Linked DNA regions of Mus musculus: all the other regions are linked to region 2. A link is a loop called in an ENCODE intact Hi-C map of the cell type or tissue named here. Cell type or tissue: left cerebral cortex. All regions are shown on one strand.

What was found. Hi-C counts contacts between places; a loop is a spot of excess contacts. Peaks named below come from ENCODE experiments on the same cell type or tissue, not always from the same donor. Only the 100,000 strongest peaks of a DNase experiment are listed, where the experiment ranks them.
Region 1: a loop joins it to region 2, with 4 times the contacts of the local background. A loop is called at or near these places in 22 of 42 quality-filtered maps.
Region 3: it touches region 2 in a loop (4-fold over the local background); 13 of 42 quality-filtered maps call a loop at or near these places.
Region 4: it touches region 2 in a loop (5-fold over the local background); 15 of 42 quality-filtered maps call a loop at or near these places.

Annotation. Positions count from the first base shown.
Region 1 is chr19:10,828,590-10,836,589 of GRCm38, forward strand. It overlaps Cd6 (CD6 antigen), which reads right to left and starts at 1,469. Exons shown (of 13, transcript NM_009852.3): 1 at 1,219-1,469. The coding sequence starts at 1,267. In left cerebral cortex, a CTCF peak has its summit at 3,068 (motif pointing left); a DNase peak (open chromatin) is centred at 3,062.
Region 2 is chr19:10,710,200-10,718,199 of GRCm38, forward strand. It overlaps Vps37c (vacuolar protein sorting 37C), which reads left to right. Exons shown (of 5, transcript NM_181403.3): 3 at 71-242; 4 at 1,072-1,154; 5 at 2,325-4,429. The coding sequence ends at 3,035. It overlaps Cd5 (CD5 antigen), which reads right to left. Exons shown (of 11, transcript NM_007650.3): 11 at 7,944-8,000. Among named protein-coding and RNA genes, the nearest start is that of Cd5, 25 kb to the right of the region's middle. In left cerebral cortex, a CTCF peak has its summit at 4,667 (motif pointing right); DNase peaks (open chromatin) are centred at 11, 4,678 and 5,608; H3K27ac peaks cover 2,022 bases.
Region 3 is chr19:10,864,668-10,872,667 of GRCm38, forward strand. It overlaps Tmem132a (transmembrane protein 132A), which reads right to left and starts at 5,112. Exons shown (of 11, transcript NM_133804.2): 1 at 4,872-5,112; 2 at 2,263-2,477; 3 at 1,802-2,020; 4 at 589-920. The coding sequence starts at 4,959. It overlaps Tmem109 (transmembrane protein 109), which reads right to left. Exons shown (of 4, transcript NM_134142.1): 3 at 7,920-8,000; 4 at 5,993-7,482. The coding sequence ends at 7,091. In left cerebral cortex, no CTCF peak of the experiment used is centred here; DNase peaks (open chromatin) are centred at 3,828, 4,203, 4,631 and 5,134; H3K4me3 peaks cover 3,487 bases; H3K27ac peaks cover 2,955 bases.
Region 4 is chr19:10,876,997-10,884,996 of GRCm38, forward strand. Tmem109 (transmembrane protein 109) reads right to left here and starts at 4,747. Exons shown (of 4, transcript NM_134142.1): 1 at 4,656-4,747. In left cerebral cortex, CTCF peaks have their summits at 3,363 (motif pointing left) and 5,070; DNase peaks (open chromatin) are centred at 1,412, 1,632, 3,299, 3,905 and 1 more place; H3K4me3 peaks cover 2,327 bases; H3K27ac peaks cover 2,723 bases.

The DNA.
Region 1 (8,000 bases), 120 kb after region 2:
CTGGACCCATCATCTCAGACCAAGGACCTCTCAGTTTCAGCCCAAAGGGCTCCGTGCTCAGCTCAGCCCCAGCCCTCATCCATACTGGGAAGCAGTGGAAAGAGAAGGAGCTGGCTTGTTTGGGGCCCCGGTCTTAGCGGTCAGCAGACCTTTTCCTTTAGGACTTAAGCCTGATCTTGTGTCAGGCCTCTTAAGAGAGGCAGAGGTGGTGGCACTGATGGATAGGAAGAAGCAGAAGGCCTTGCCGTCGGCCTGAGTAGAAGGAGGCTGAGCTCCGAGAGCCAGTGCTTTGGAAACAGCTGGTCAAGAAAGGACAGCAAAAGCCCAGGCCTCTACTGGGCAAAACACATGCCAATTAACACCAGGGGACTTGGATGAAATGCCTGAAGATCCAGACAGAAAGAAGACACTTCAGAACTCCCCGAGTGCTCATAACCTCTGACCAGCTTTATGTCCCCATCCCTCTGCCTGGGCTCCCCTTCTGTAAGGCAGACCTAACTCCTTAGACCCTAAGTCTGTTTCTATACCATCTTCCTACCCTGAAATGTGAATGCCTGCCATGTACAGGGATTCCTGAGTCTCTGTGTATTGCCTGTTTCTGCTAGCTTGGCCTGTGCACTCTATCAAGTATCTGGCGACCTTGGGCCTTTGCTCCAGAACCCTAGTCCAGACTATGCAAGACTACTTCAGCACTTAGCAGCTCAGGAACTCAAAAGCCTTCTTGATCATTTGTGTCTCAAATTCATCCAAGAGGTTGAACCGAAGTCACTAAGAGTGAAGTCCCCTGGGTCTCCCTGGATTCTGTCTCTGGTCCTGGTGAACCCCACTCTGGGACTTAACATGGAAAATACTGATGCTGGCTGGTCCTCCCTCTCAAAGGAGTCGTTCCTTCCTTCCTGTGAGATGGTAAGAAGGTGGGAGAAGCGGGTGCTTCCTGCACCTATGGATGCGTGGGGAGCTCCTTCCTCAGACCTAGGCCCCAAGTCAGGCATGAGGTTCGTTCACCTCACTCCCAGGAGGCCTTTTATGATGAGAGCATCATCCGGCCCTTTAAGGGGTCCCTGCGTCACCTCAAGCCCCAAGCTGTTGTCACACCAGGATGGTCTTAGGTTAAAAGGCTCTACAAAGGTGGCCATGAGGAAACAGCTAGCAAGGGGCCAAGCAGACAGAACCCGGGTCCCCTAGCACGAGCTGTAGGAGGTGACAGAAGAGATCTACCTGAGAGAACTGCTGTCAGCAATCCAGCGATCCCAAGGAAGAGCCACATGTCTGGTGCTGTCTCCACTGCTACTCACGCCTGCCCATAGGAAGTGCCATCCTGGTTCCGGGAGACGGTTGTGCCACCGATGGCTTGTCTCACCCGTGGTGCCCTTTCTGTTCTTGTTCTCAGTGCCCTGTGTGCTGCGCACTCTCTCTCCTACACACAGGCCCAGCCTGTGAGTGTCTCACGCCTCTACCTTCTGCTTGTGGTTTTGGTCTCCAGGAAGCCAGGCTGTTGTAACAGGGGTGCTGTTACAGGGCTGTTGGGGTGGGGGAGCCAAGCTACCTTCCATAAGCCCACCAACCAAAGTGAACCCTAAGAATCACAGAGGCCATGTCCAATGAACGCATCCCTGAGGGTCTTCCAAGAAAGACAAAGAGGCTGTGCCTTCTTTCCTGGACACAAAGAGACAGCTCATTCCCAGAGATGCTCTAGTAACTGGTGCTAGAAGAGTGAATTAATGCGCCCCTGCTGCCCCTCCCACAGAATCCAGCTCTCATGGGGTTGCATTCCAAGGTTTGTGTTGTCCTTGGGAATGTGGTGACTAAGAGGCAGGAGGACAGAGTCTTGATGGACTCTTCTTTTGCGTGTGTGTATCGAGGGGTATGTCAGGTGTGCCGTGTGTAGTGTGTGTGCGTGTATGTGTATATATGTATGTGTGTGAATATGTGTGTGTGTGTGTTCATTCATGTGTGTGTATGTTTGTGAGAGAAAGTATGTGCATGTGTGTGCATGTGTGTGCAAGTGTGTGTGTGAGCATATGGTATGCGTAGTGTATATGCACATGTATGAATGTGTGTATCTATGTGTGTGTATATTTGTGCGTGTGTGTGTGTGTCTGTGTGTGTGTGTATGTAAGTTTGAAGCTGATGTCAGAGTAGTCTTCTTCAATTCAATTGTTCTCTGTTATTTATCGAGGTTGGGTCTCTCACTGTATCTAGAGCTCCTGATTCCACAAGTTTAGCTCGCCAGCTTACGCTGGAGGTCCCCATCTCTGCCTCCTAAGTGCTGGGATCTCAGGAGGCTGCCATACCTGCAGGGCTTTTGTGTAGGTCCTGACAGTCTGAGCTCTGCTTCTCATGCTTCTTTGGCAAACTACTGAACCATTTCCCCAGTCCTGGGGTGCACGTAGCAAGGGCCTAAGCTTTTCCAAAGGAAACCCCAAAGAATAGGGGGTCTCAGAGAAGGACTCCCCCCCACCTCCACGTGCCCCAACCCAGGTGGGAGTTGCACAGAGGTGCCAAAGAATCTGGATCCCATCTTTGAGGACTGCTCGCTGTTTGTGTCCTGGGCAAGAGGGCAAGCGGAGTTTCAGCAGATGGCTGTGCAGGGAGGCTGCTGGGGAAGGAAAAGATTCGGGAGGAAAGGGCTAGAGCGGGAAGGACCAGGCTGCCTAGGCGTGCTGAACCAGGCTAGAAAGTAGACTGTGCATTTAGCTCACCAATGAGCCCCCCCTCGTAACACATAGTAGGTGTTAAATAGGTTTTGTTGAGAGAATGTGGGAATGGATAATTTGTCTCTAAGCAGAACCCTAGAGTCTAGAAAGAGACTGGTTCCAGATTCCAGCCATGCCTCATACAACATTTTTTGGTACTCCACTTCCTCCATTCTAGCTTGTTTTCATTTCTCCACTTGTGTAATGGAGAGGATTTCTCCCACTAGTAGGAGTGTCCCACCAGCTGAGGGGGATATCTGATGTGGCAAATTGGGAAGCCATAGTGAATCAGGCTCCTCCCACAGTGAGACCCCGCCCATCTCAGAGGGAGAGAGGGACAGGACTCTGTCCTGGTACCGGCTGAGGGCGCCCTCTAGTGAAGAGTGTCTGGCAACACAAAGGGCCCCGGGGCATAGGCAGTTTTGTCGGGCTTCCAGATTCCACTCCACTCATCTCTGGAGGCTTGGGAGTGTCACTCCAAGGGAAGAAAAGAGATGAAACAACTTCCCTGCTTTCAAGAAGCATACATTCTCAAGAGTGAGATGGCTCCGTGGGTAAAGGTGCTTGGTGCCAAGTGTGATGGACTGAGTTCAATCCTTGGGACCCACGGACCCATGTCACATGGTAGAAGGAGGAAACTGACTTCTGCAAATCTCCCTCTGACGTCTGACCTCCACACATTCACCCACACAGACACGCACTAAAAAAAAAAAAAAAAAAAAAAAAAAAAATTAGTGGCTCCAAAACCAGAGTGGAAAGGGATTCTTCCCCAAAGACAAAAGAAAAAGACGGAATAGAAAGAAAGGGCTGGTTTCAGTGGCAGAGGGAGGTACAGGGGTAGGTGCTCCTGGTACAGGAACTGGGTACCTCAAGGCAGGACAGCAGAGGGTGAGTGTTATTGTGGCTAGAAGGACCAAGCCACTCATGCTTCGTGGGCGTGAAGCTCAGAGCAGGAAGCTAGAGGATGTGTCCAGTTGGATGCTCAAGTCAGTGAGGTCATTGTTTATTTTTAACTCTTAGAACCAAGACCTTTGGCTCTTGATTTTCAAGGGACACCAGTGGCTCTCTGTACTTGAGTAATGCAGGCATTTTCACTATCTCTCCATGAACTTGGCCCAGCAAAATGACAAAGGAATGGGTTTTAAAGCCCACAGAAGTAGTCCAACTCCGTGCATTGTGTCATGGCATGTGCACACCCCATTCCATGTGTGTGTGTATGTATATATGTGTGTGTGTGTGTGTGTGTATGCATATATACATATACATACATACATACTTACATGCATATTTAAGACAGGGTTGCTGAAGGTGAATCATGATGTGGAATTTAACACCATCATAGCTTCACAGAGACTAACATTGAAACCCAGTCACCCATCCTGTGCTTTAAATATGTCTTTCCCCACTTACAGTTTTGTACTAACATGCATGGGTCATCTGGAACAGACTGGTTCGCCAAATTAAGAATTATTTACCTCTATCAAATATCAATGCACTTTATTGCACAATATCAGGAAATCAAAGTCACTATATCTCTGACCCCGTCCAGGAACTTCAATTGCTGGGAATCTGTCTATATCATGGTGGCAGGGTTTTCTAAAACTCAGAGTTTTCACTTAAAAGCTCCAGTTCCATCAGTAGCAACAACGACCACCAGTTGTTTCCCTTGATGTGACAGGCTTGCTATTTTCCCATTCAAAACACTGCCTGACAGTTTCTTCAGTGTGAACAGTTATGGGTCCAAGTAAATTTAGCATTCTTTTCTTGAAGATTTATCTTATTTTATTATTTGTGTGTGTGAGAGGGGAGGAGAGGGAGGGAAGGAGAGGGAAAGGGAGAGAGAGAGAGGGAGAGAGAGAGAGAGAGAGAGAGAGAGAGAGAGAGAGAGAGAGAAAGAGAAGAGAAGAGAAGCTCATGGGTGCAGGTGCCCTTGAAGGCCTGAAGAAGGCTTTGGATGCCCTAAAGCTAGCTAGAGTTACAGGAAGCCGTGAGTCTCCTGCATGGGTGCTGGGAACTGAATTCCAGTCTTTTGCAAGAGCAACGAGCACTCCTAACCCTCTCAATGTCTTCAGTCCCCAAACATGACATTCTTTAAAAAGAAAAACAAATCCAGACAGTTCAATGGAAAAGTTCCAGAACAGAGAGAGAGTCAGGAGCTTGCCTAGATGTAGCCACTGAGCACAGCATTCTGAAGTGCTTAGTACTTTTATGTCAATTCAATAGAAGCTACAGCCATCTGAGGGGAGGGAGCCTCAGCTGATAAAGATTCCATAAGATTAGGCTGTAGGCAAGCTTGTAGGCCATCTTCTTAATTAGTGAAGTAGGGAAACCTGCCAGTTATGGGTGGTGCCACGCCCTGGGCTGATGGTGCTGGGTTCTATAAGAAAGCAGGCTGAGCAAGTCAGCAAGCAGTACTCCTTCATGGCCTTTGCACCAGCTCCTGTTGCCAGGCTCCTACTTGTCTTAAGTGCCTGCCTTGGCTTCCCTCCATGGACTGTGACTCAGAATATATGAGCCAAATAAACCATTTCCTCCCCAAGCTGATTTTGGTCAGGGTTTCATCACAGCAGTAGAAACCCTAACTACGACAAGCTTCTTCCCATTTTGCTACATGGAATGTATGTAAAGATGTGTGCCCATGACCTGCAATTACTGTGTGTAGTTGAATATGTTTGCCCCCCCTCTTTCTCTATCTCCTTCTCCCTCCCGCCCTATGCCTCTCTCTGTGGGTGTGTCTGTCTGTTGTCTGTCTGTCTGTCTATCTAAGAAGTAAGGTCAATATCAGGTGTCTTCCCCAATCTCTCTCCACCTTATTTTCCTAGACTAAAGATCTCTCACTAAACCCAGAGCTCACCAATTCTGCGAGCCTGACTGACCAACAAGCCCCGAGGTTCCTGTCTCTGCTTCCCCAGCTCTGGAAATAAGGCAGCATGGTCCCATACCCACTTGTATGTGGTTTCTGAGGATTCTGGGAGCGTTTCACCCACCCAGAGGCCTCCCTGGGCTCTGGGATGTGGCTTCCTAAATGAATAACACTATTTCCCTGAGGACATCAAGTAAACCCAGCTGTCACCCCTGTTTTCTCACTCTGTGTAGGAATGTTTAATCCAATGGCTACTGGGATTTTTTTTTTTTTTGAGATTCCCGTATTTATGACTCTGTGATAATCAAAGCCTCGTAGCCACAACACAGTGAACGCTGGGAAATTAGGGGCAATGTCATCACCAATGTACTTAGAAAATGCTTTAATTTATGACTTTTTTTTGTTCTGTAACTATAAACATTTTCATAGAACTGTTTCCCAGTTGAAACTTGTTATTTGAGGTGACTTGAATCCATATTCCCTACCGTGGTCAATAAAATTCAGTTTAAGAATAAACTATCTTGACCAGGCGTTAGTGGTGCACGCCTTTAATCCCAGCACTCTGGAGGCAGAAGCAGGCATATCTCTGAGTTTGAAACCAGCCTGGTCTACAGAAGAGTGAGTTCTAGAACAACCAGGGATACACAGAGAAACCCTGTCTCAAAACACACACACACACACACACACACACACACAGAGAGAGAGAGAGAAAGAGAGAGAGACAGACAGACAGACAGACAGACAGAGATAGAGACAGAGACAGAGAATGCATGCTATGTTTTGCAAGTATGAGCAATCAGAGTTTGGATCCCCAGAACCCACTATAAATGTCAGTTGGTGGTGGCAGCCTGCTTGTAATTTCAGCTTTAGCAGGCAGACTCATAAGACCTCAGAGCAATCTGGCTACTAAGAGGAGCCATATTGGTGAGCTCTGGGTTTGATTGAGAGACCCTGCCTCAGTGAATAAGAACCATGGAAAATGCCTCCCAACACCAACCTTAAACCTCTATGTGCATGAACATTATCCCCCAATATGTCCCCCTATACATGCCTACAGGCATCCATAATACACACACTCACAGAAGAAGGAAATAATACATTTCCTCTTATACCCATTGAGGACACAGCTGTGTTTTGCACTAAGTCTGCACATGGAGTCACCATCACCCATGCCCATGGTTCCCTGTAACTTCCCATCTGGGCATTTGAACCTTAGATCACAACTCCAATGGTGAGGCCACACCTAGTGATGCCCTAAGCCTTCCACAGCCATCCCCTAGATCAGTGGTTCTCACCCCCTGGGTCACGACTTCTCTGGAGGCTGAATGACCCTTTTACAGGGGTCTGTCTCCTTATACCACATAGGAAAACACAGATATTCACATTACAACTTATAACGGTAACAAAATTACGGTTGTGAACTAGCAACAAAAATAATTTTATGGTTGGAGGTCACCATAACATGAAGAGCTGTATTAAAGGGTAGCAGCATTAGGAAGGCTGAGAACCAATGACCTAGGTTTCTATGACAAATGACCACAGACTTGATTTCAAACAGCAGAAGTTTATAGGCATCATTCTGCAGATATTTATCTACTCTGTCCACTTAGCTACGGGAGAATGACTTCTGCCTCCTGGAATGTTGTCCCTGGAGGCATTTTCAAAGATCACAACAATCTTCTGTGCTGTTGAATATCCCCCTGGATCCACCCAGCTCCTGGAGCTGTTGAAAGGCAGTGTCAACTTTAAGAGGTGGAGCTTGAGGCAGACAGAGGTAAGAATCACCATGATAACAGACCTCTGGGCGTGGTTGGGAGGGTGTTTCCAGAAAGGTTTAACTGAGCAGGAAAGGCCCACTCCGAATGGGCATCAATACTATTCCTTAGGCTAGTGTCTAGAACTGAATAATAATATAAATAAATAAATAAATAAATAAATAAAAGGAAAAAGGAGCTGAGCACCAGCTTGCTTCTGTCTGCTTCTTGACTGCAGACAGAAAGTAACCAGCAGTAACCAGCTGTCACTTTCCTGTCACCTTGTCTTCTTGTCATGGTAGAGTGTAGACAGTACCCTCAAATCACAAACCAAAACAACCCCTTCTGTAAGTTGCTTTTATTGGGTGTTTTGTCAACAGCAATAATAAAAGAAGCTGATACAGAGGTCTTCTGGTCATAAGGAGTGTCCTTGACAGGGGACTGTCTTATCTTAGCTTAAATGTTTATGTGACACTGCCTAGAGTCCCTGAGAAGGGATTCTCAATTGATGAATTGCCTAGATCAGATTGCGGTCTCCAAGTCTGTAGGAGACTGTCTTGATTGTGAATTGATGGAGCAGGGCCCAGCCCACTGTGGGTAGCACCATTCCCTGGAAAGGTGGTCCTGGGCTGTATGAGAAAAATACTTTTCTACCGTCTTCCATAACTTCTTTGTCTTTTTGCCTAT
Region 2 (8,000 bases):
CAGGAGCACCCCCTGCTGGAGGCTGACCAGTTACAGTTAAGCTCATTGTCAGTTGTCCTGCTTTCCTTAGGTTCAGGACCTGCAGTTAGAACGAGAGATGGCACTGGCCACGAACCGGAGCCTGGCAGAGCAGAACCTGGAGTTCCAAGGTCCCCTGGAAATCAGCCGCTCTAACCTCTCAGACAAATACCAGGAGCTGCGGAAGCTTGTGGAGCGGTGCCAGGAGCAGAAAGCCAAGCTGGGTAGGGACAGCCGACCACAGACAAGCACTCTGGCCATCTCCCCTGCTGATTGATACTTCTGTTCAAAGGAGGACGAGGGAGGCAGCTGGAATACTAAGGATGCTTAGATACCCAGAATCGGAGAGGGCCAGCAGCCATTGTAGCCACTGTGCTTTGCATGTTTTTACATGATAATAAGCAAATAAGCAAAAGTGTAGGTACTGTAGTTAGTCTAAATGTTTGAGTATTTATATTTATTGTATACCCTGGTGATAATTTTCATAGTATTAAAAATGTCCTGAACTTACTATTTTTATAGATGAGGAAAACAAGGCTGGAGCCGGCCGAGGGCTTGCCTGAGGTCATCCCACCAGAGTGAGATGGAGTTGGGATTTGCAAGCATAGCCTTTAAGAGCTGAGCATCTCTCTAGCCCTGGAATGGGATTTGAATCTAGGCAGTCAGTATGTTTCACTGCCTCTGCCAACTTAGCCCCGAGCCTTGCAGAGCTGACCTAGGCCCTGTGAGGTAGGAAGGCTTCCTGGATGGCTGTGCCCTTGGCAGCTGCTTGGCCAAGACCTGAGCTTGTCCCTCAGCTCCTCTTCACCAAGATGGTGAACGCCTACATGAACCAAAAGGACCCCACAGAACCAGCTGCAGGGACTCTCTCTCCACTGGGGCCTGTTGTGGCTGAGTCCTGAGTGCTCACAGAACCAGCAGCAGGGACTCTATCTATAGTGGCTAGGCCCAAGCACACAAAGGGCATGTCACATGTCTTCCCTGAAATCAGGGTCCTCAGCTTTAATTAAAGCAGTGCTTTTGAAATGTCGACCTCTCTGCCCTTCCTTCCAGAGAAATTTTCCTCGGCACTGCAGCCTGGGACCTTGTTGGACCTTCTGCAGATCGAAGGCATGAAGATCGAGGAGGAGTCTGAGGTGAGGTGGGGAGTGGCATCCTAATCCCTTGAACGGTGGTGGGCCTCGGAGTCAGGTCTCAGGTGAGACCAAGAACCATAGAGCAGAAGGGTTTGGAGTGCGGCTTGAGTAGATGGCACTGGGGTGCTGGTAGACACACTGATGGCAGGACAGGATAGGAACACGTTCTAAGGCCCCGGTAAACACTTGAAAGCAGCCAGCACTCTCTTCTGTGTCAACAGTCTGTTTTCCTGTACACATGCTTATGATAATATATAGTGTGTAAAGCAGGCTCAGTGAGAGCTTGACAACAGCAACCACAGGCTGGGGAGGTAGTCCAGGGGACAGGGTGCTTGCTACACAAGCATGCCGACCTGGCTTTGACCCCCACACCCATGTAAAAATCCAGGCAAAGCTGTGCATGCTCGCCTTTCCAGTGCTGGGTGGGCGGGAGTCACAGGCAGACCCCTGGGGTTTCTGCAGGCAGTCTAGATGAATTGGTGAGCTTGGAATAGACTCTGTCTCAGGAAAGAAGGTGAACAGTGCCTGAGCAATGATACCTGACGGTGGCCTCTCCACTCCACATGTATACGTGTGCGTGTTCACCCTTACTCATGTGTGTTCATACATGCAAACATACACATACGTGAACAGGAAGTAATAATAGGCCAGTTATAACAGTATCTTATAACGAAAGTTACTTAAAACTTACAGATTATTTCTGGAAATTTCCATGCAGTGTTTTTGGACCATCAGAGGATCTCTAGTATCTGAAATCATGGTTAAGGGGGCTTTACCACATCAGGACCCCAGTTGAATCAGGAATGAGTGACCGACAGGAGGCCCAGGGAGCTCACACATCTGGATAGGTGGTGTTACAGAGCTAGGCCCTCTCCTGGGCTCTCTCTGCTGTCTCCTCCCTCTGGATGTGCCTTTTATGTCAGTGGGCAGAGACATCTTTGTGTTTTGGGTGCAGCGCAGGGGCCGGCATACTAGTCACTAGCATAGGTCCAGAACCAGACTTGTGTGACCACCAAGGACCTAGCACGGTGCTGGGTAGGGGACAGTGTGACCGTGGAAGACATGGTCCTGCTGTTAAGGAGCTGGCATTTTGGTGAGGGAGCCACTCTGAATGGGGGCCAGGGAAGGCTGCGGAAGGCCTCTGTTGTCAACAGTTCTTGTGTCCTGTAGGCCATGGCTGAGAAATTCCTGGAAGGTGAGGTGCCGTTGGAAACGTTCTTAGAGTCCTTTTCCTCCATGAGGACACTGCTGCACCTGCGTCGAGTCCGCGTAGAGAAGCTCCAGGACGTGGTGAGGCGGCCTCGAGCTTTGCCGGAGCTGGCTGGAGATGTCCCTCCAAAGCGCCCGCCACCCCCACGCCCAGTACCCCAGGCGACACCGCCTGAGACTGAAGAACAGCCTCCACAGCCCTCTGTAGTGACTCCCTACCCTTTGCCCTACAGCCCATCCCCAGGCTTGCCTGTGGGCCCGACAGCCCAGGGAGCCCTGCAGCCAGCCCCCTTCCCTGTGGTGGCCCAGCCTTCCTCCTATGGTGGGCCTCTGGGTCCTTACCCATCACCTCATCCAGGACCCAGGGCCATGGTGGGTTACTCTTGGTCTCCACAGAGGAGTGGCCCGCCCCAGCCTGGCTATCCTACGGCTCCAACTAGTACCTCTGGTCCAGGGTACCCCTTAGTGGGGGGCCGAACCCCTGGTCCTGGTTATCCTCAGCAGTCCCCCTACCTCCCGTCAGGAAACAAACCTCCCTACCCAACACAACCTCAGCTCCCGGGCTTCCCAGGACAGCCCCAGCCTCCTGTGCCCCCTCAACCTCCATACCCTCCTGGGACAACCCCTTCCTATGGCTTCCACCCTCCAGGGCCTGCCTGGCCTAGGTATTAGTCCTGGTCTGTGTCCACCTTCTTCCTTCTACCTGCACCACAGCCTTTGGCCTCCATTTGCTGAGATTTGAGGTTAACACTGGACGTGGTGGTGATGCGCCCTGAAACGCTGGGACACACAGAAGCCCCGAGCCTCGAGTTGGAAGCACATAGGCCTCCTGAAAGGCCCTGAAGAGTGCAGCATGAGTCCTTCTGGGAGCTCCTTCTGCCAGGGACTGCTCAGCACATCCTGAGTGGCCTGCTGGGAGCCCAGGGCTCTCTGGTGTCTGCATGAACGGGTGTGTTCATGTCTTTGCATAGCTACCTGCGCTTGATCCCTGACAGCTGAACCAATGTAGAATAATCTTGATGCAGGGTGACCCTGGGTCTCGGACCCTGCTCATCCAGGCTGTCCCTTGGAGCTTGGTATGTTTGATGTGGAATCACATGCCAAGTGATGACAGAGTTCTGTCTGTCCACTAAAGGATGCTCTACCTTATTTACCACGGTCGGGTCGTAGGAAGGAACAGTTACGAAAAGTGGACTTTGATTCCTGAAAGCCATATTTTAGCTGCCGTGCCAATGTCAGGCAAGCGTGTCCTACGTGCTGGCAGAGACCATAGCAGCAGTGGTATGGTGAGAGAGCTGGGGATGCCAAGGGAAACCCAGGCCTCAAATTGTATGGTTGGACGTCCTAGAGGTCACCCTGGAGCCCCGGGCTGGAGTGGAGGACCAGGGTTACCTCCCAGCCACTTTTCACTCCTAGGGCCCTCCACTTCTGGCTGGCTCTTTCTGAGGTTCACCCACCCCTCCACTCCTTTAGTGCCTTGAATCTTATTTGCTAGCAGCCCCCTTTCTCTTGTTTATCTCCTTCCTTTTCCCAGTGTCCCCGCAGAACAGACACCAGACAGAACACCCCCATGGTGCTTCCCAGACATCATCACTACATTGGGGTTGGTTTCTCTACACTCTCATTCTCAGAATGTAAAGGGTAGGGACTGTGAGTGCAGCCCCGGCTCTGGGTGGGCTGGAGCCTGCTTAGTAATGAAAGTGACTACACTAGTCTACAGGGGTTGCAGCAGGTGATGCATCTGTGTGGCTGGTCCAGATGTAAATCAGGTCTCAGGGCGGACCCTGGAGCTGCTACGGGTTAGGAAATTGTATGTGCCTTGAAACATCCCTTGCCTGGGTACCCAGCCTCTGGTGGGCCAAGGTGCTGGGGGTCAAGGAGGAACCCCATCTTCTGGTGCCACTCTGCCCACCGGCCACGGGTGCATTACCACATCTGCTTGCTTCTCCTAAATTATTTATAGCGTGGAATCACTAATGGCATCTGTGAGACTGCTGCTGAACTGGATAATGACTGCCCATTTGTTTGTGCAATTGCCACAATAAATGTTGATGAGTTCCGTGGTCTGTGGTGTCCATGATGAGTTTGAGAGCAGGTAGGCCACCACCTGTGGGGTGGTGACTTCTGCAGCCTTAGTCTGTAGAGCACCTTCCATCGGTGGCCACCTCTTGATTCCCCCCACCCTCCCACTCCACGTCTTCCTAGGGTTTGGCTCTTTCTACTTTCTTTTCTGTGGTTTTCCTTGGCTGTTTCTTGGAGCCTACAATGCTTGCTTTGTTCTAGGCTACATGCTTAGCTACTCAGTTCCACCAGGGGGCACCAGTGCCTCAGTCCAGGTTGGGAGGTAAGTGTTCCTGTCACCTGGTGAGCATGGTTGTAGTCTATCCATTTTTCTAAACCAAGAGAGGGAGAGGGAGAGGGAGAGGGAGAGGGAGAGGGAGAGGGAGAGGGAGAGGGAGAGGGAGAGGGAGAGGGAGAGGGAGAGGGAGAGGGAGTGGGAGAGGGAGAGGGAGAGGGAGAGAGAGAGAGAGAGAGAGAGAGAGAGAGAGAGAGAGAGAGGGAGGAGAGAATATGTGAATGAGAATGTGTGTGTATGGGTGTGTGTCTGTCTGTCTGTCTCTGGGACCAAGTGGCCTGCTGTGGGCTTGGCTGTGCTCGCCACAGCATTTCTTTAAGCACTGTTGGAGAACGGTTATTCAGAAGCCTAGGAGGATTTGGGAGACCAGGTTCCTGGCAGTTTCCTTGAGTCAGCTCTCTGCCCTTTCTTCCTGGCAAGGTGATAGAGATAGGTTGCCTGTGATAGAAGCCCAGAGGTGCTAAGGATCACCAGGATTATGGCATGTGTTTCCTAGTGCCCTCTCCACAGCCACCCTAGCCTTCCTTGCCCCAGGTTTAAACAGGAGGCAGGCCTGTTTAAATGGAGCAGTGACCAGGTTACACATGGAAATAGGACTTGGGTTTTGATCCACTGAGTCCCAGGGCTGTAGGGTTCCTGCACCATGCACTGTGGTGCATAGAAGTCCCACTTGAGGACACAGCCAAGATCTTACCACAGGAGTTAAGTCACCTGCCTTGGGTTATACCAGAGTGGTGGCGGGGGCATAGGGCCAACTTTTCTAAGAAAGGACTTGGAGAGCCACGTGATCTGCATGAGGCTCCCTCTGCCTTTCTTCCTCCTTCCGTCCTTCCGGCTGCATTGCTAACATGGCAGCATACGATGTCATAGGTCCTTTCTAGCTCCTCTGAAATAGTTACCAGATCACGTAGACCTCTTGCTGCACTCCAACAGTGACAGGCCCTGGGTACAGAATGGGGCTGGAAGAGCCCTGAAGAGTCCTCCAGCTCTGAGGCAGGGATTGCTGCCTAGTGATCTAAGGAAGCTTCCTGTTAGGCTTTCAGTTTCTTTGACCTCTGTGAGGAGGAGGCACTGGAATTATCTGTGTACAGGTGCCTTCAGAGGTTGCCCAGTGACAGGAAAGTGGGCAGGAAGGTAGGGTACCCAGGAGTGGGAGGGTCAGTTCCTATTCTGTTCCAGTGATGTAAAATGGAAACCCCAACGCAGCCCAGGATGCAACAGGGCAGCCTTGGTGGCTGAGATGTGTGCCATGAACTTCCCAGCGGAAGAGCAGTGCTGGCTCCTTGAGGGCCTGCTCCTACATCAGAGCCTAGAACTTGACAAGCTGTAAGGAATGAGATTGTTCCTCCTGGGCTGTGTGACCTGGCAGGTCTCGTTGGGACACATCTCCCAGGCCCACATAGCTTGAGAGTTTTACGTGTATTCCTATATGGAGGTCTTCCTCAGTCCTTCTCGGCCTAGACAGGTAGGGTCTCTCACTGAAGCTGAGCTCACTGATTGAGGTAGGCCAGCCGGCCCGGGAGCTCCAGGGCTCGGCCTGTTTCTGCCTCCCCGGTGCTGGGATTTTAGGTGCCTGCTGCTATGCCCAGCTTCTTATGTGGGTGCCGGGGATCTGAACTCAGGTCCTCATGACTACAGTGCAAGCATTTTGCTGACTGAATTATCTCTCTAGCCCCACAAACAGTTTTTTAAAGATTCCTTTTCTGCTAAGCTTTTTGGTGTATTTTTCTGTTAAATAGGCTCTGGAAGCTTTGAGATCGCTGGTAGACATAAAGAGCTTTACAAGAAAGACACCATGGGAGGCAGTGGCTGCCTTGGATTCTGCTTTCTAGTAGCAACCTCTTAGCTCCCTGTCATGGGGCTCCTTCACTCCCTTAGGTATGAGCAGGCATGTGATAGTTCCTGTTTCTGAGTTCTACTGTGATTAGTAGCTGATATGTGAGCTGGGCTGTTAGGATGGAGACCTAGGGCTGGAGAGATGACTTAGTAATTATGAGTGAATACTGCTCTTGCAGATGACCATAGTTCAGTTCTCAGCACCCTTATCAGGTGACAGTCCAGCTTTAGGGGTCTGACCCTGCACATCCAATCACAAAGACACATCATATACATATAACTAGAAATTAATAGAAGTGGGGCTTGGGTGGGCAGAGGGTGTTGTAGGAAGGGCAGAATACTAGGCAGATTTCTAGAGTGATGGTGAGCCTAGCTCCCCGATTCTCTGTCTCTCCCCCCTGCCCCCCAATATGGGAGAGTGACTTTTGCTTTCCCAGAGTTGGCTGCTGTATGTGGATCACTGAAAACTGTGCCTGAAGGCTTCATGGCCAAGGTACAACCTATCCCTGGGTTAGACTGGGGAGCAGGGGTAGGGTAGGGTATGGGTGGGCACTCCGGGGGTAGGGGTGTCTTCCCCTAGCCCATCATCAAGGATATCTGAATGGTAGAGGAGACTGTTTTAATTGAAGGGAATTATTTAGACTCTAGGACCATACCCATCTCCATTCTACCGCTCCTTGACTTGAGGGTTAGCTGACTGACTATGTGGGGGATTTCTAACTATTGTAAGGAGTAAGAAGCCTGGTGGGTGAGAATTGCCTGGATGTCCCTTTATGCTGGGCTCTGGTAGGGACAGGGTACCAGTGCCCTTGCTGGGCTCTGGTGGGGACAGGGTACCAGTGCCCTTGCTGGGCTCTGGTGGGGACAGGGTACCAGTGCCCTTGCTGGGCTCTGGTGGGGACAGGGTACCAGTGCCCTTGCTGGGCTCTGGAGGGGACAGGGTACCAGTGCCCTTGCTGGGGTCTGGTGGGGACAGGGTACCAGTGCCCTTGCTGGGCTCTGGAGGGGACAGGGTACCAGTGCCCTTGCTGGGCTCTGGTGGGGACAGGGTACCAGTGCCCTTGCTGGGGTCTGGTGGGGACAGGGTACCAGTGCCCTTGCTGGGGTCTGGTGGGGACAGGGTACCAGTGCCCTTGCTGGGGTCTGGAGGGGACAAGGTACTAGTGCCCTTGCTGGGGTCTGGTGGGGACAGGGTACCAGTGCCCTTGCTGGCCAGCGGGCCCCGAGCTCTGGAGGAGAAGGTGTCTTTGGATGAGGAGTGTGGAAGGCAGGGAAAATGGGCCTCTCCTTGGCGCAGGTGAGCTATGGTCCCGTTAGAAAGTCTGGAGGGTGGGTCCCTGGGCACAGCAGCCTGGAGTGCTCATGTTCTTGAAACATAGAAAAAAACATTATTTACAAAGAATATATTAAAAATACACTTGAGAAATAAGTCCTTGTAAGTACCC
Region 3 (8,000 bases), 150 kb after region 2:
CTTCTGTGCAACAGCTCCAGTGTGGAGACACAGGACTTGTACTGAAAGATCTGTGGAGCCAGTGGATGGCAGAGACTGAGTAGGCCTGAGGGGTAGGTAGGGAGTCATGTGGGGTGAGACTCCCAGAGACCCACAAATGTAGAGGGGAAGTTACACTACACATCCTTGCCAGCTTCACTGGGTATGACAGAGGATGCTTGGGAGTAGTTTCCTATAGAAAAGGTAACAGAATGGGTGTCTTTGATGGGAAGGAGTGGGCTTTGTCCAAAGCCCCCGCCCAAGCAGGAGAAACTCAAGCCATACCCATCTTAACATCGTTTGAGCATAACCCAGCACTGGACACTACACTTCTCAGGCTCCAAGCCTCTCCTGCCTCCTCTACCCCAGGACATAAAGTCCCAGGGAGTCTTTCTACTTCTGGATTGTACCCAGCACAGTATCTTGCAATAAACTACTTAGGACTTTTATGCAGAACTCACTGTTAGTGGAGACCCAGAGCTCCAGCAAGACCACAGGAAAACTAGAAACCCACTGTCTTCCCACTTAAGCCCCTATTACCTCTTCCACCCACAGGGGCCTGGTACGCACCGCAGAGTAAGAAGGCTCGCAGTGAAGTTGTGTCGAAGCAGAAGGGTGGCAGTGAAGAGCTGGCCAGGCCTCATTGGCACATCAGGTGCACGCAAAGTGACTGCTTCATCCAGAGGTACCTCCTGGTACTGTGGGGGGTCCTCAGGGTGCAGCTCCACACCACCCACTGGGAGAGCCTGCTCCCTGGGTTCCTCCTCTGTGCCAAGGCCACAGCCCCCAGGGCCCTCGCCTGCAGGCTCCAGCGTGTAGGCCAGTTCGGCCCTTGTGGTGGCACTTTGGGAGAACCAGTGAGAGGGGAATTGCAGTTCCACCACACAGGCACCCAGAGATGGCTGCAAACACAAAAGAGAGCAAAGGCTGTGGTTGGCCCTGAGAAGGGTGGGAAGGAGACTTGCTCCCATTAGCAGAAAAACCTATGGAAGGCAGAACCAAGGATGTCTCCTGGGACCCACCAGATCTGGGTCTCAGACTACTCTGTAGGTCACTCTTCTTGAACAGACTCAGAGCAAAATGGGATAATCTTTACCACATCCCAGGACTTGCCTAGAGCTCAGAATATCAAGAAACAGTTCTTGGGGCTGGAGAGATGGCTCAGCAGTTTAAGAGCACTGACTGCTCTTCCAGAGGTCCTGAGTTCAATTCCCAGCAGTCACATGGTGGCTCACAACCATCTGTAATGGGATCTGATGCCCTCTTCTGGTTTGTCTGAAGGCAGCTACAGTGTACTCATATAAAATAAATGAAAGATTAAAAAGAAAGAAAAAAGAAAAAAAAGAAAAGGAGAGGAGAGGAGAGGAGAGGAGAGGAGAGGAGAGGAGAGGAGAGGAGAGGAGAGGAGAGGAGAGGAGAAGAGAGGAGAGGAGAGGAGAGAAAAGGAACGGCTCTTTCCAGTGGGTATTTGGGCTCAACTGCACAATAATGAAAATAGAACCCACAAAAGTTCCGTCACCACACACAAAGGTAAATGACTCTGTGACAGCGACTCTGACAGTTGCTTCATTTCTTTCTTCTCCAGTTCCCTATAGGTGGGAATTATGTGCCCTAAAACCATGCATCATGGACTGAAATCCTCAAGGAGCCCTCTCCTAGGGCAATCGGGAACCAAAACAGAGCCAGGTGGCGATGCCCTAGACTCTCAGACTGTGGTAGGGTCCTTTCCTTTAGACCCTGGCACCACACCTGCATGGTGCAGCAACAGAAACAACCCACTCACCTGGAAGCGGCAGGCTCGGTGGGCAGTGCCTGCAGGGTGTGTGGCATGTAGTCGGGCACAGGGCAAGCTGCCAGGTCCTGGTGGCCAATCCTGCCCTTTGAGGTGGAAGAGGACACGGGCATAGGGTTCTGCTGGAGTCACCGCTGCTTCCACGGAAACAGCCCGCACATCCCAAGGGACAGGCCGCCGGTGGGGCTCGGTGACCCTAGGAGGGACCACCTGGAAAAGGGCAAACATGCTCATCTGTAGGGTCGAGTGGAGAGGCAGATAACACCATAGCCAGGTCTGGGAAGGTGGGATTTCAGGCTTCTAATCTCGGTGTAGAGAATGGGGAAAAGGTGTCTATGGCCACATCACCCTAATGTGCCCAATCCCTTGCTGGTACTTAGATAGGAGAATGAGAAGAGCCCCAGAACCCCATGACTCTGATTTGCCTGGGAGTTCCCGGGCCCTAGCCTTACCTGCTGAGTGGCAAAGGGTGGGTAGGAGGCCCGGAGAAGCGGCTGTGCCCTGGGCCAGGGCTGCATGAGCAGGAAAGTCTCAGAGCGGGAGGCCAGGGAAGAGTTGGCAGGTGGGTAATGGCCCACCTGCTGCACACGAAAATGCTCAGGGGCATCTAGGAGTTCCAGGGCCACTGGCAGGTAGATGGGGTCCAGGGTATCATGGTTACTGCTAACTGAAGAGGAATAAGGAAAGGAGATGTCAGATAGCTACAGAACTCACAGAGGTTGGACTGGGTGGGCTTCATTCTCAGTGTGGGGCTGGGGGGGAGAGGGCAAAGTGGACTACAAATGTACCATCTCCCAGATGTAGAGGAATCATCCCATTTCACAGACGAGGTGACTGAGGTACTGAGAGCCTCTTAAAAGCAGTCAGAGTTGGAGAGTCAGGGATCGGATGTAAACTTCCCAGCTATTCCTTCTATCTTACCCAGAACTTATCTCTCCCTCCAGCAGAGCCTTTTCAACATCTCCCCTACATATCCCTGCCTCAGATAGGGCATTTGGAGGACACAGCTCCTCCTGCATTGGGAACTACTCAGTAAAAGATGGTTCCCAGTTGAGCTTTGTAGAAATGGAGTCTGTTTTTGCTGTGTCCGTGTCCTTTCATGGACATGGCTGGTCACCCCTTCCAAGTCCAATTACTGTCATGGCACACCCACATCAAATTTCCAAACTTGACCCATTCTGGGGACCAAGCCCTAGTCCTAGCTAGGGATTGGGGTTCAGCAATGACACTTGGGAGGGTACCAAATAGGTCCATGCAGCAACTGGCACTCCCTAAGGGTGGGAACACGAACCAGAAGAGATGGAATATTTGTTCATAAAAAGCACAAAGGTCCACTATGGCTATATTGATTTGTACTATCATCCCCAAATAGTAACAATTTTTAAAGCACTTAACCCCACACAGATTCAATTTTACATGTAGTAAGTCTTTCAGTTCCCACACAATTCTTTGGATTAAATTCTATTACTACAAATTCCACTTAATGGATGTAAAAAATGATGTATGAGGGTTCTCCAACCTGCAGTGGACCTGAGAGGCCAGTCAGGATCTCACCACCTAGCTACCCAGCCGTTCCATCCAGGGCAACCCCAGCATGCCATGTGGCCTTCACACTGTGCCCCCACCCTCCTTCAGGGTCAAGAGTACACCCTGCCTCCTCGAGGAAGCCTTCTGTGGTCATTCAGCCCCTTGCTGGACACCTTGTTCCGGCTCTGCTTGCTGCTACTGCTTTTCTAAGATGGGGAACAATCCTCCCGTTTCTCCAGAGTACCTGGAACCCCAAGTGCAGTCCATGGGCTTGGCTCTGCTGCCTCTCCTGTATTATGTGAACCCCAGGCTCTGTCTTACTCATTCTGTAATTCCCATGACTCTCCCTGAAGAGGTTTGGGGGATAAGGGGAGAGATCTGACTTTATGCCCTAGCTCTACTCCATGAAAGATGGGCCAGTCACCAGCATCTTGGAGCCTGGGTTTCCTTCCTCACTGGTACAAGGGGTGGGAGTATTTCATAACCCGGTGAGCAGGGGAGGGTTTTGGAAGCTTGGTGTAGATCATACTGGAAGTGAGATTGTTAGTGAGCCAAATGAAAAAGCTTTCCTTCCCTCACTGTGGAGGGGTTATTAGGACCCCCACTGGTTCTGCAGGGTTTGGAGCAGGTACCTAAAAGAAGTTCCAGAACCAGCTCTCTCAGCCCCACAGCTGAGCTGGGACGGCGGGGCTTTTCTCTAGAGTGCCCCCCCCCCGCGCGCGCGCCCGCGCACCAGTATCCCTAAGGGTAACAAGTGAGTGACTGTTGTTGGTCCTTAGGGTGGCTCCGGTCCACCTTCTAATTCAATGTTTCCATAATTACAAGATGCTCAGTAGCCTGACTCCCACGGACTTCCATGGTCTCCCATCACGGAGAATCCAGCCCTCTTGATGGGGGCAGAAAGGTAGAGACTACTTCGCCATCTCCCAATTCCCATAACATCTTCCACCTTTCAGCCCCAGCTTATGGCAGGCACGCGGTAGCTGCTGCCCCTTTCGTACTCAGTGATGGGTGCACCCACAAGGGCTCGGAAAGGCAAGGCTGGGACTCTCCCAGAAGACTCCAATGTTGGAGATCTCCTTGGAACAGGGAGAGAGAGGGGGAGAGAGAGAGGGGGAAAGGGAGAGAGGGGGGGGGGCAGAGGCATATCTCTCGGGTCTCAGGCAAAGAGCCTGTTTTGCATTCCTGTGACTAACCAGCGGGTTTCTGGGGACTAGAACTGCAGGTTAGGAAGAGGTGGTGCACGGGGAAGCAGGGCAGCCGGGTTAGATGTCGCGGCTGGAGAGGGGCTCGCAGAGGAGTTGGGACCGGGCTAGTGAAGATGGGAGTGAAAAGACTTTAGGAGCATCTAGGTGGTGCACAGAGAAGAAAGCCAAAGGGCTGTTGGCTGGGAACCGGTTTCCCAAGGTTAGACCTCTCCAGGGCATCGCTCTAGGTTTAGTTCTAGAGTCCAGTGGCTTGGGGGCATCAATGGCGCGTGGCCTCGGACGGACAGGGCCAGGTCGCCCCTCCCCACCCCTCCCTTCCCTCTGACCTCTCACGACTTCCAGGGCGAGAGCCACCAGGAGGCAGAACCAGGCACCGTAGGGCCCCCGAGGGGCCGCAGCCTTGCGTTCAGTCATCGAGGCGCACTCCTTCCCACCAAAGGAGGGTAACCGGCGCGCGGCTCAGGTGGCTGCAATCTGTCCCCACATCTCCCGCGCCCGCTCCGCGCCAGCCGCTGTGGCCAGCTAGTTCCCTGCGCCGCCGGCCCGCGGCTGCAGTTCCCAGACAATGGAGCAGGAGCAGTGGGGTGGGAGGGAACGCAGGCACATGGGCTGTCCCCTTCGCCCCGCCGGGTCCTAGTGCCCTGCGGATCCCAAAACCCAGAGCGTGGCCCCGTGCCTAGGGTGCCTAGGATTGGAATAAGGCAGCGTCCCTGGAGACTAAGCAGATTGATGTCCTCTGCCAGGAAGCACAAGGTGCGTTCTGGGATTCCTCGTGGAAGCCGATGATCAAGGAGAAAAACAAACAAAACCCGTTTCCTCTGCCTCATACCCTCCCCACAGGCATCTCACCTGTGAAGGCATCTAGAATTCAGGGACATAAGAGAACAGAGCTGCTGGGGCAGAAAAGGAGAGGCCAAACCAGGCCAGACCACCTTAGGCCATCCGTGGAGGCAGCTTGTCTCATGCCCAAACCTATCCCAGAAAGAGTCCCTAAGGATGAAGGGTGTAGGCTGGTCAACCCTTCTGAGGGAGTCCTGACTCCCAGTGCCACCTAGCCTTGCCCTCAGGTAGTGTTGGGAGAGGTCCAGATTTGGCATCTCCATGGCAACTTAAAGAGGAAAAAGAAACAGAAACGTGCCCGGGCCTTACACAAAAGAGCAGAACCACCTGGAGCCACATTGAGAACCTTATTCAGTAAATTCCTGAGTCTGGGAGGGAAGCCAGTTTTTCCAGGTTCCCCAAGCTAGCAATATAAGCACCCTGCAGGAAGGGGCAACTTCAGTCCCAACAGAGCTGCCAGATCTGCAAGCTTTCCAAGAGAGTGCATGCCTCCCTCCAGAGTCCTAGGGGGAAAGGTACCAGGTACATCCTGCCTTCCTGAGCCCTCCCTTCCTCCCAACAGATTTCTGCTAGAAGTCCAGAAGGAAGAGAGTTTGTCAGCAGAGACTTTTGAGTAAATACATTTTATTCAGAAGAAGATAATAAAATAGCATGCACTTTAAAACCACCAAGCGCTGATAAAAACATATCACTGCAGCCATGATTCCACATCAAACCTTCAGTAAGAATAGGCATTTAATCTTCACATCTTGTGCTGGACCTGGCATGGGTCATCTCCCTCCACCAGGGACCTAAAGGCCAAGGCCAAGGCCAAGAGTGAGCAAGTGGTGGAGAGGGGTTAGTGGCAGGCTCACTCCTAGCCCTGCAGAACAGATCAGGGCAAAGCCGTGCCCTTCCCAGCTACTGGGACACAACACTGACCAACGCTTGCTTCTGGATGGCAGAGAGTGGACAGGGGTAAAACTGCAAGACAGCAGGTCCTCCTGCCCTTTTCAAGGTCCCTGAAACCCTCAAGGGAGATTCGACAATCCCAGCAGGGCCGTTGCTTTGTTTGCTGGAGTGGGGATTCTGCAAGGGGCTCACTCTGACCACGAAGTAGCCACAGCACACTTTCCCACATTCAGTGTGGCAAGGGGCACCTGGAGGGTGCTGCTGACTCCTGCTAAGGCACTTGTAACAGAGCATAGATGCACAGGCCTCCAGGGACCCTTTCCTCCCCCTTCATCCTTATCTCCAATCTCCTACCCCTGCCCATTGCAGTGCAATGAGGAAGACAGAGAGGGCCGCAAGGGACTTGGGATGGTAGTGTGGCTGGGAGCAGGAAGAAAAGAGCTGGGGGGGGGGGGGGGGAGTGGTCAAACAGGAGCTTCAGCCTGGGCAGGCCTTGTGTAAGGAAGCAGCAGGTTAATCATCACGGAGATCAGCGGGCAGTGGTGCTGGCTGAGAGCAGAAGCCAGGGCTGAGGGCTCCAACCTGCCCTGGGGGAGGCAGGCTGGGAGCACAGAAGGGCAGGGAGCCATCACTTGACTGAGCACCGGCAGAGGACAGGTTCTCTCCTCTCAGCCAGGGGCTAGCGCAGGGGTAAAGGTGTGAAGGTTCCGGACACAAGGCAAGGAAAGGGCAAGGGGGCTGCAAGGAGGTCCGTGAGACCCAGAAGCAGCTCAGCTCTTTGGTACGGTGAGGGTGTCTCTTGGGGACGCCCTTGTCACTCTTCTTCCATGCTCCTGGGCATCTTGGCTGCTCGCCTCTGCCTCCCTCTAAGCTCTTCTATCTGGCGCTCCAGCCCTCTCACCTTGGCTTCCAGGTGGCTCCCTGAGCTCCTGGAGCCAGTGAGCCGGCTCAGCAAGGCAAAGAGAGTTAACAAGGCCAAGAGCATCAAGGCCCGGGTAGATGGGTCGGGCACAGACCTCACCAGGGCCACAAAGCCAGCGACAAAAAGAACAAGTTTCAGACCCCCCAGGATCCTCCCTAGCAAGGCCAAGACCAAGCCTAGGAGCAGGGACAGCAACCAGTAGATGACCAGTGCTGCTGCTCCCCACAGTAGAAGGGTCTGGACTTGGCTAGGGCTGAGCTTCAAGCCCTGGGTGAGTTGTTCACCTGAAAGGGAAAAGGACAGAGTCAGCAATCTAGCAATGTGGTGAGGGCAAAGAGGGGCAAGAAAGAGTGAAGCAGAAGGGACCCAACAGCCATAATTACAAAGGCATAGCCCATCCTTACAGGCCTGGGAAACAGGTTTGAATCCCAATCTTCCCGACTGGGACTCCCGGAAGACTACTGGAAATGGAGCTTCATTTGTTATATGAGAACAGTGTGTGTGCCTCCACAGGCTGTGGTTAACCAAAGAGGAGACAGTACATCTTTGCACAATGTCCAACACAAGTAAACCTCTGTAAGGTGGTAAGAATCTCTAGCCTCCCCTTTTACTGTACCTCTGAGGACATCAGCAAACATCTGTCTAGCCCCACGCAGATAGCCCCCCCTCCGCTAACAGCAAGGTCAGGCACAGCTGGCTATCTCTCATTCCCGCTACTCACCATCCAGCCCCAGGGCACTCAGCAACTGGGCAGCAATCCCAGACAGGGCAAAGCAGGCCACAGAGATGGCTGATGAGATGG
Region 4 (8,000 bases), 170 kb after region 2:
TCTGACTCTAAGTCAAGGTTCCTCGACCTCTCTGTCAGGTTCAATTAACTGGCTGAAGAGAGTCAAGGGTTCAGAGAAGCGCTTAGGTTCACTGGATAAGCACAAATACTTAAAGGATACTGATGAACACCAGCTGTAAAGATGGTAGCACAAGGTCTGGAAGAAGGAGTGCAGAGCTACCATGCCCTACCTAGGTACATCACCCTCGGAAGGTCTCCAACATATGTTAGCGATCTGGAAGCTCTCTAAATCTGGTCTTATCTGTATTTTCCTAGAAGTTTCATTATATTATATAAGTGTGATCAACAAAATCTCTAGCCATTGGAATCAACTCAATCAGTAGTCACCTGTTCTCCTGAGAGGTACCAACAAAAGAGTTGACATGACTGGTTCCCCTGGCAACTACTCTCTCTCTCTCTCTCCAATCCTTTAGCTATCTACAGGGCTTTCTTAAAAATGGAAATATTGACATGGACGGTATATTTGAAAGGGCTGCTTTCCCCCTTTATCCTCTGGAGATGATGCAGGAAGCCATGCAAAATGCTGATGATTTTGACAAAGGCAACGTTCCCATGCATTAAATTATAAGAGATATATGAGATCCGAGCAAGGAAGGGTAGATGAAAACCAGCTGCTGGTGTGTGTGTGTGTGCGCAAGCAAACTGCTGGTATCACACCACGATCTATCACACCACTGATGCAGAATGACTTCAACTTCGTATTGCCAAAATAAGCAAAGGGTTCAGGAACAGCCAGCCCTTAACGAAAGATTATCAGGAATAAAAAGCAAGACACTGGTCTTGCATGCACTACTTTTCTCAGTCTGACAGATACTTATCATTGAGTAGGCACCGTCATCCCAATGATGAAATCAAGGAAAGATAGGCAGTGTGTGGGAAAATCAAGCTATGAGTTCAGATAGATCTACTGAGCACTCCTTCTTGGTCCACAACCTCTTTGCTGAACTGTGTTCAAGTTTAGAAGTTACTTATAAAGTCACATAACAGATTATCCATAAGCTCGAACACACTTGGCATTCACCAACCATCTCTGGGAATTATGGCGAAAACTTGCCCAAGCACCTTGTGCTCTGTGCTCTGATCTCATCCACAACATGATGCCACACGTGAGTGAGGAGTCAGCAAGCACCAACCTATTGAAGCAGGTAAGGAGTAGGTAAGAAGAATGTTTGCAGGCCCACTTCTTCTTTGCCACTCTGCTGAGAAACGTCAAAGGACTCTAGTAAATCCCATTCTACCTTGGCCTCAAAAGGACACCTGCAGCTCCAGAGAGGTCCTGTGAGTCAGAGCTTCTGAGCCGAGGCTGAGCCGAGGCTCTAAGGTGGTGGAGAAGCCAGGGTTTGAAGTATGTGTGGTTACCAGAGTACTGGGGGGAATTGGCTGCAAATCTAGAGTCATCTGGATAGCAGAGAGGGAATAGAAAGATGTTCCACCATTTGGGCAGAGAAGGCGCAAAAAAAAAAAAGACTCTAAAAATACTTCATTGGGGTAGCTTCTGGACCAGAAACAGCTGCCTGACACACCCCGCCCCCCAAGGTCAAATGGAGTTGCAGGACACACAATTCAAGTGAAAAAGCCTCAAGCTGAAAGAATCTTCTTCTCTTTGGCACAAATCAAGAGCCAGATGGTTCCTGCCTGCCACTGGTAGGAGCTGCGGAAAACATGGGTTGGTTCCTAAGGTATCTGGGTCACAATCATGATTGGGGCCCTAAAGAACAGGCCTGCTATCTTGGGTTGGATCCTATATCCAAGGACCTCCAACAGGAGGAATCAGGTGTCGTCTCTTCCCTACTAGAAGGTCAGGGTGACATGAGCTGCAACTCCCACAGCAGCCTGTTCTCTGGGCCAGTTTCAACTTAAAGCAGCCACCTGCCCCAGTCTAGGGAACCTTGAACTTAACCCCTCCACCTTGAGGACAGCACTGCTCTTCTAGGTGAGCTGAAGTGTGCCAGAATCTCACAGGATTCTGGAGAACACTGGGTGTGAAGAAAACTGGCAAGCTACTTTCTTCATCAGTTCCTCTTCCTTTCCTTTCCTTTCCTTTCCTTTTTTAAGTGAGGCTCAGGCAATATGAATCTGACCCACCATCATCATGCTTCCTCATGTCTCATCAAGAACTTTGCAGTTTTGCTCTTTAAGTCAGGGCCTGATGTAGCCCAGGCTAGCCCGAACTCCTCATGCTGCTGATGACTCTCAACTCCTGATCTTCCTTCTTCCACCAAGTATTGAGTTTACAGGTATGTGCCACGTGTGTGTTACCTGTGTGTTGCACTAGGAACTGGACCCAGGGCTTTGTATATAAAAGCAAATACTACCAATTAAGGACATACATACTAGCACTCATCAAAATATTATTAATACAGAAAGATGCTATGGCCATTAAAAGACAAACAGCGTTGGCCTCTGAAAGATGGGAACATGTCTGAAACGTTTTTGTTTCCTCAAACAGGAGGTACTCCACACATGGAAATGTGTATAAGTTATCAAATTTTAATAGTGATTCGTAATTTACTAAGTGTTGTCTACTTCATTTAATTTTTATGACAATCTGTGTGTGTGTGTGTGTGTGTGTGTGTAGCTGGAAATCAAACTCAGAGCTAACAGGTAGGCAAGCACTTTACCACTTAGTTACAAAAGAACAGTGTGTGTATACAAGTGTGTATGTTTGCATGTGTGGAAGCCAAAGACCAACTTAAACAAATTGGTTCTCTCCTTCCACCATGTGGGTCCCAGGGATCGGACTCAGTTCATTAGGCTTAGTGGCAGGTCCCTTCCCCCCATGGAGCATCTCACCAGCCCTATAGTTATCATGACACCCCATTTTGCTGAGAACAGAAATAGGGACCGTGTCCCCAAGTCCAGCAGCTCAGGCTTGCCCTTTTGCTTGTCCCACACGTCCACACTGCCTTGGTAAGACCTGCTCTCTGCCTATGGGAACATACCGTTCCATTACCTACCATCGAGCGTAAAGCCGAAGACACCCAAACCTCCCAAGAAAAGCCTTCATACTGGAAGATGACCCACCCGCTGAGAGTTTACAGGTTACACACCAAGAGAGTAAGAAGGGACAGCCAGAGATAGCACTGAGACTGGCCACTCCTGTTCAGACAGCTGCAATTCAGCTTAGTAGGGACAGTCTCAGCTGGGGAACTGCTTTACTTACTATGGTGGTGAGACGTCACTCTATGTTCAGCTGTGGTTTGCTCTGCCAGGGCGGGGTGGGGCTGTCCACACTACCTCCAGTCAGTGCTCCTTCCTCTTCTTTTTCCTTTCTCGCTATAAATCACTACAGGGGCAAGAACTAACTTGGTGCCCTCTGCTGGCCCCCACGGTTCCTTCACTACTCACTGCAGTCCTGTGGATCTGCAATCCTCACTCTGGATTGCCCATCTGACCTGCCTGACTAGCCTGTTAAACAAGGGTGTTTGCCCCACCCAGGCAACCCACTCAGACCCTCCCAGGGAGGAGCTCAGCCTTTTTGTTTTGTTTTTAAAGCTCCCCAGGATTCCTGAGGCATAATCAAACAGTGGTTGCAAAGATCAGCAACGCAGAGAAAAGTCTACTTTAAGCAAAGCCTCCTAAGAGCTCTCTGTACAAAGGACACAGGTTCAGATCTATCACAAGTTAGCCGCCACTACCTTTACACCTGTTACTTAACCTATCTGAAATTCAATCTCCTCAAATGTAAGTTCTGTTGAAACTGGGTTAAGAGTTACTTCAAGAAGTTAGATAATTTGTGCAAGCACTGTGTTCAAAGTTTGTCCCACAGCCTCCCAGTGACTCTCAGACTAACTTGACATTAACTTTTCTTGGAATCCCCAGCACCTAGCATAGAATGACTAAGTGCTTGCTAAATGAGTATCAGAAGCCCTGCCAAGAAGCCACAAGTGTAGGACATAAAGACATGGAGAGGTGGCGGGGGGGGGGGGGGGAGGGAAGGGGAGGAGGTTATTTGAATAGTCAGTCCAAATATACGACAGCCACATGAGAAGCACAGCTGAGATAGAAGGTCCTAAACGTGGCGAAGTCACCACTAAGGAGAATGAAGTCAGCGTTCTGGCAGGTCGGAGGCAGCCCTCGCTAAACCCCTGACAGCTGCTACCCAGCAACTGTTTGTGGGGCAGGGTGTTTGCAAAGGGGGGGGGGGGGGGTGTGCAGCCTTGCCGCTCCCTTCCCAAGGCCCAGACTCCAGGCAATAGGGTCAGTGGCATGTGCTATTTCGAACAGCACATCCCCTGCCAAGCACTCCATAGTGGCGTCGCGAGGCCCATGAGGTCAGGATACCCTGAGGGGGGCTCCAACTGAGGCGGCAGGAGGCTGGACCATGGGGCTGGGGGAGGTGTGCAGTTCGGCACTGGCCTCATCCCCCAAATCTGGCAGCTGCTCCCTCCGGAGGGCTAGACCTCAGCGCTCGAACCCACTCATCCCGGGAAACACTCTCCTCCAGGGTTACCTAGTAACAACGCCCCTGGTTGCATAGCAACGAGGATCTGGGTCCCATACTTGTTAAGCCCCACGTTCCACGTTCGACCCCTCCCCACTAGGGCTCGCAAGGCCTTGCGGCTCCGCCCTGTTACCTCCTGCAAATCTGTCCTTTAAGCTGCATCTACAGCCCTGGTCTCGGCCCTCACTCACCCTGCTCCGGTCACCGCTATCCTTCACGTGGGACTTCGCTAGAAAACGCGCCACCAAACCGGCGCCTCAACTCCCGGGGTGTTGGTTTATAGTCTGCGCATGCGCGGGGCGGTCGACGGAGGAGACTGGCAGGTCTTTCTGGCAGGCATCGTGGACGCATGCGCTCTGCTCGCTCCATTATGGTTTGTACGTGTTTTTTCCCTCCCAAATATTTCCAAGAGAAGAATGGCGCCGGAAATTGGAGTTGGAACGGAAGCGAAGCCTTTGGCAGGAAAGGGGAAAGAAAGAACTGTCGAGGCTGTGGCGTGGGTAGAGTTGGTGCTCGATGCGGGATTCGGTGCAGATCCGAGTCTACAACGCATTTAGGGCGGCAGTTTCCTCCCGGGAAGTGCAGTTCCTAAGGCGGGGCGCTGGCGAGCACTTGGAGGGCTGAGAAACCTTTCACGCTAAAAATGGCACATCAGGGGGGAAAGGCACAAGGTGTTAGTGGGCACATGAACGGTGTACGGCCTTGGAGAAACTCATATGCTCTGGAAGAGAGCAAAACCTCACCCAAAATGTGTGGGTGACCACCAAAGCTTTGCTTACAATTGTTAGGGAAAGGAAAGCAACCCAGGTGCCCTGGGGTTATTTTGTTTGTTTGTTTGTTTTAAACCTTAGAACACTGAGGTAGCTTTGTGGATGAGGTAGGCAGAGATGTAAAAATTGTTTAAAGGTTTATTTATATGAATACACTGTAGCTGTCTTCAGACACACCAGAAGAGGGCATCAGATTCCATTACAGGGGGTTGTGAACCACCATGTGGTTGCTAGGAATTGAACTCAGGACCTCTGGAGGAGCAGTTAGTGCTCTTCACCGCTGAACCATCTCACCAACCCATAAATTTTAAAATTACGTGTAGTTATGTATTCTATGCATGCGTTCGGGTGTGCAGGCACAATACAATACTCCTATGGAAGTCAGTTCTCTCCTGCTGTGTGGATCCCGGAGATTGAATCCGGGTTGTCAGGCGTGCCTTAGTGGAAAAGATCTCAGGGGTGGTGGGGGTGGGAGTGGTGTTTTTGGTTTCTTTCTAGACTTAGTTTTAGTTTGCAAGTGCCTTTTGGGAAATTAACATAGGCACACATATTAGAAATGTATGGGAACATTGGAAGGGAAAGGAGGACTTCCCTTAGGAGTCTTGTTAAAACCTCCCATCAACTGAGAATCAAAAACTACTTTAGGTGTTTCTCTCTTCCCAGCTGTAAACCTACAAGTTTCTAAGAACTTCACTAGAAACTTACATTTACAGTAAGAAAGACCTGTCCTAGCCCTCCCCTAAAGGGTGCAATCCTAGTGGCTCATAGTTATATTTTACTAGATTATATTCCTAACCCAGTCACTTCTGGAGCCATCCTATAATATCACTAATCAGAAAGAGAGAAAAGGATAAAAAAACCAATTCTTAACAACCCTTTTAAGGCATAACTTGAGAGCTGCCAGGATGTTTTATATGGGCTAATGGTGTGACACTTATTTGTGACTCCCTCTTCAGAATCCTATATAAACACTTGGTTATGTCTTACTCTTTTCCTGGTCTCTGTCTCTCTCCCCCACCCCCTCTGTTAAATCATGTTCCTAAAAATATGTATCAACTTATCTTTAATAAACTTCAACTCTGGTTCTTTTGACTGGTAGGGGACTTGAGACAAAGTTTCTTTGTGTAGCCTTAGCTGTACTGGGACTAGCTCTGAAGACCAGGCTATCCCTGAACTCAGAGAGATCTGCCTGCCTCTGCTTCTGGAGTGCTGGGATTAAAAGTGTATACTACTATTACCGCCCAGCTAGCCTTACTTTCTTTTCTGTGTTGAAAGGATCAAGTTTTACCTGAGTCAAGTCCCTAAAAGATGGAATTGGAGAGATGGCTTAGTGGTTAAGAGCAGTGACTGCTCTTCCAGAGGTCCCGAGCTCAATTCCCAGTATCCACATGGTGGCTCACAACCATCTGTAATGGGATCTGATGCCCTCTCCTGGTGTGCATGAAGACAGACAGCTACAGTGTACTCATAAGAATGAATGAAACTATTTTTGAAAGGAAAACATAAAATTATTAGAAGAATGTGCTTTTGTCTTAATCCCAGGGGTAGGGATGTGAGGCATGGCTTTGCCTGCTGCAGATAGTTTCTGCAATTGTGTGACATTTGGAATTCTGTGAACTTTGCAGAGGGTATATAAATGCTAGCGCTCAGGCTGGAGAGATGGCTCAGCAGTTAACACTGACTGCTCTTCCAAAGGTCCTGAGTTCAAATCCCAGCAACCACACGGTGGCTTACAACCATCTGTATTGAGATCTAATGCCCTCTTCTGGAGTGTCTGAAGACAGCTACAGTGTACTTACATATAATAGATAAGTAAAATCTTGAAAGAAAGAAAGAAAGAAAGAAAGAAAGAAAGAAAGAAAGAAAGAAAGAAAGAGAAAGGAAAGAGAGAGAATAAAAAATAAAAATAAATGCTAGAGCTTCCTGATTGGCAGTAGTGGTTATTGGTCATTTAGGGAGTTTGGTTGTGGTTTGTTAGTAGTGCCAAAGAAGACACAAAAGGAAAGAAATTAGATTCAGGGAGTTTTCTAATTTTTCTCTCCCTATCTTTGTTTCTCTCCTATCTTCTGTTAGGAGGTAAAGTGGAGGTAAAGTGAGGAAGAGGGAGAACTCACAAAGTAGCAAAGATGAGTTACAAGTGGTACACAACGTGGGGCTTGAAAGTTAAGGATAAAAATGAGATCTTGGGGGCTGGAGAGATGGCTCAGCAGTTAAGAACACTGACTGCTCTTCCAGAGGACCAGAGTTCAAATCCCAACAACCACATGGTGGCTCACAACCATCTGTAATGAGATCTGATGCCCTCATCTGGAGTGTCTGAAGACAGCTACAGTGTACTTATTTATAATAATAAATAAATCTTTTTTTAAAATCTTTTTTTATAATAATAAATAAATCTTTAAAAATAAATATTTTTATAATAATAAATAAATCTTTACTGTAGCTCACTTGTTTCTGAAAGCGTTTCAGAGTTGACTGGGCAGCTGCAGAGGCTGCAAGTGGAGGTGGATGCACTTGGGAACTGAGGAGCACTGGAAAAGAGAAAGCAAAGTCTCAGTCCTGGTGACTGATCCTGAGAGTGGGAGCATCCCACAGGAGGGAAGAGGGAAAGAAACTGTACCAGAGTAGGGTCAGGTCAGAGTAAAGCTGAAAAAGTGGGATGACAATCTGATGAAACAACCTGTCTTGAAAGAGGGTTGCTGGGCTTTGGTGGCACACACCTTTGATCCCAGCATTTGGGAGGCAGAGGCAGGCTGATTTCTGAGT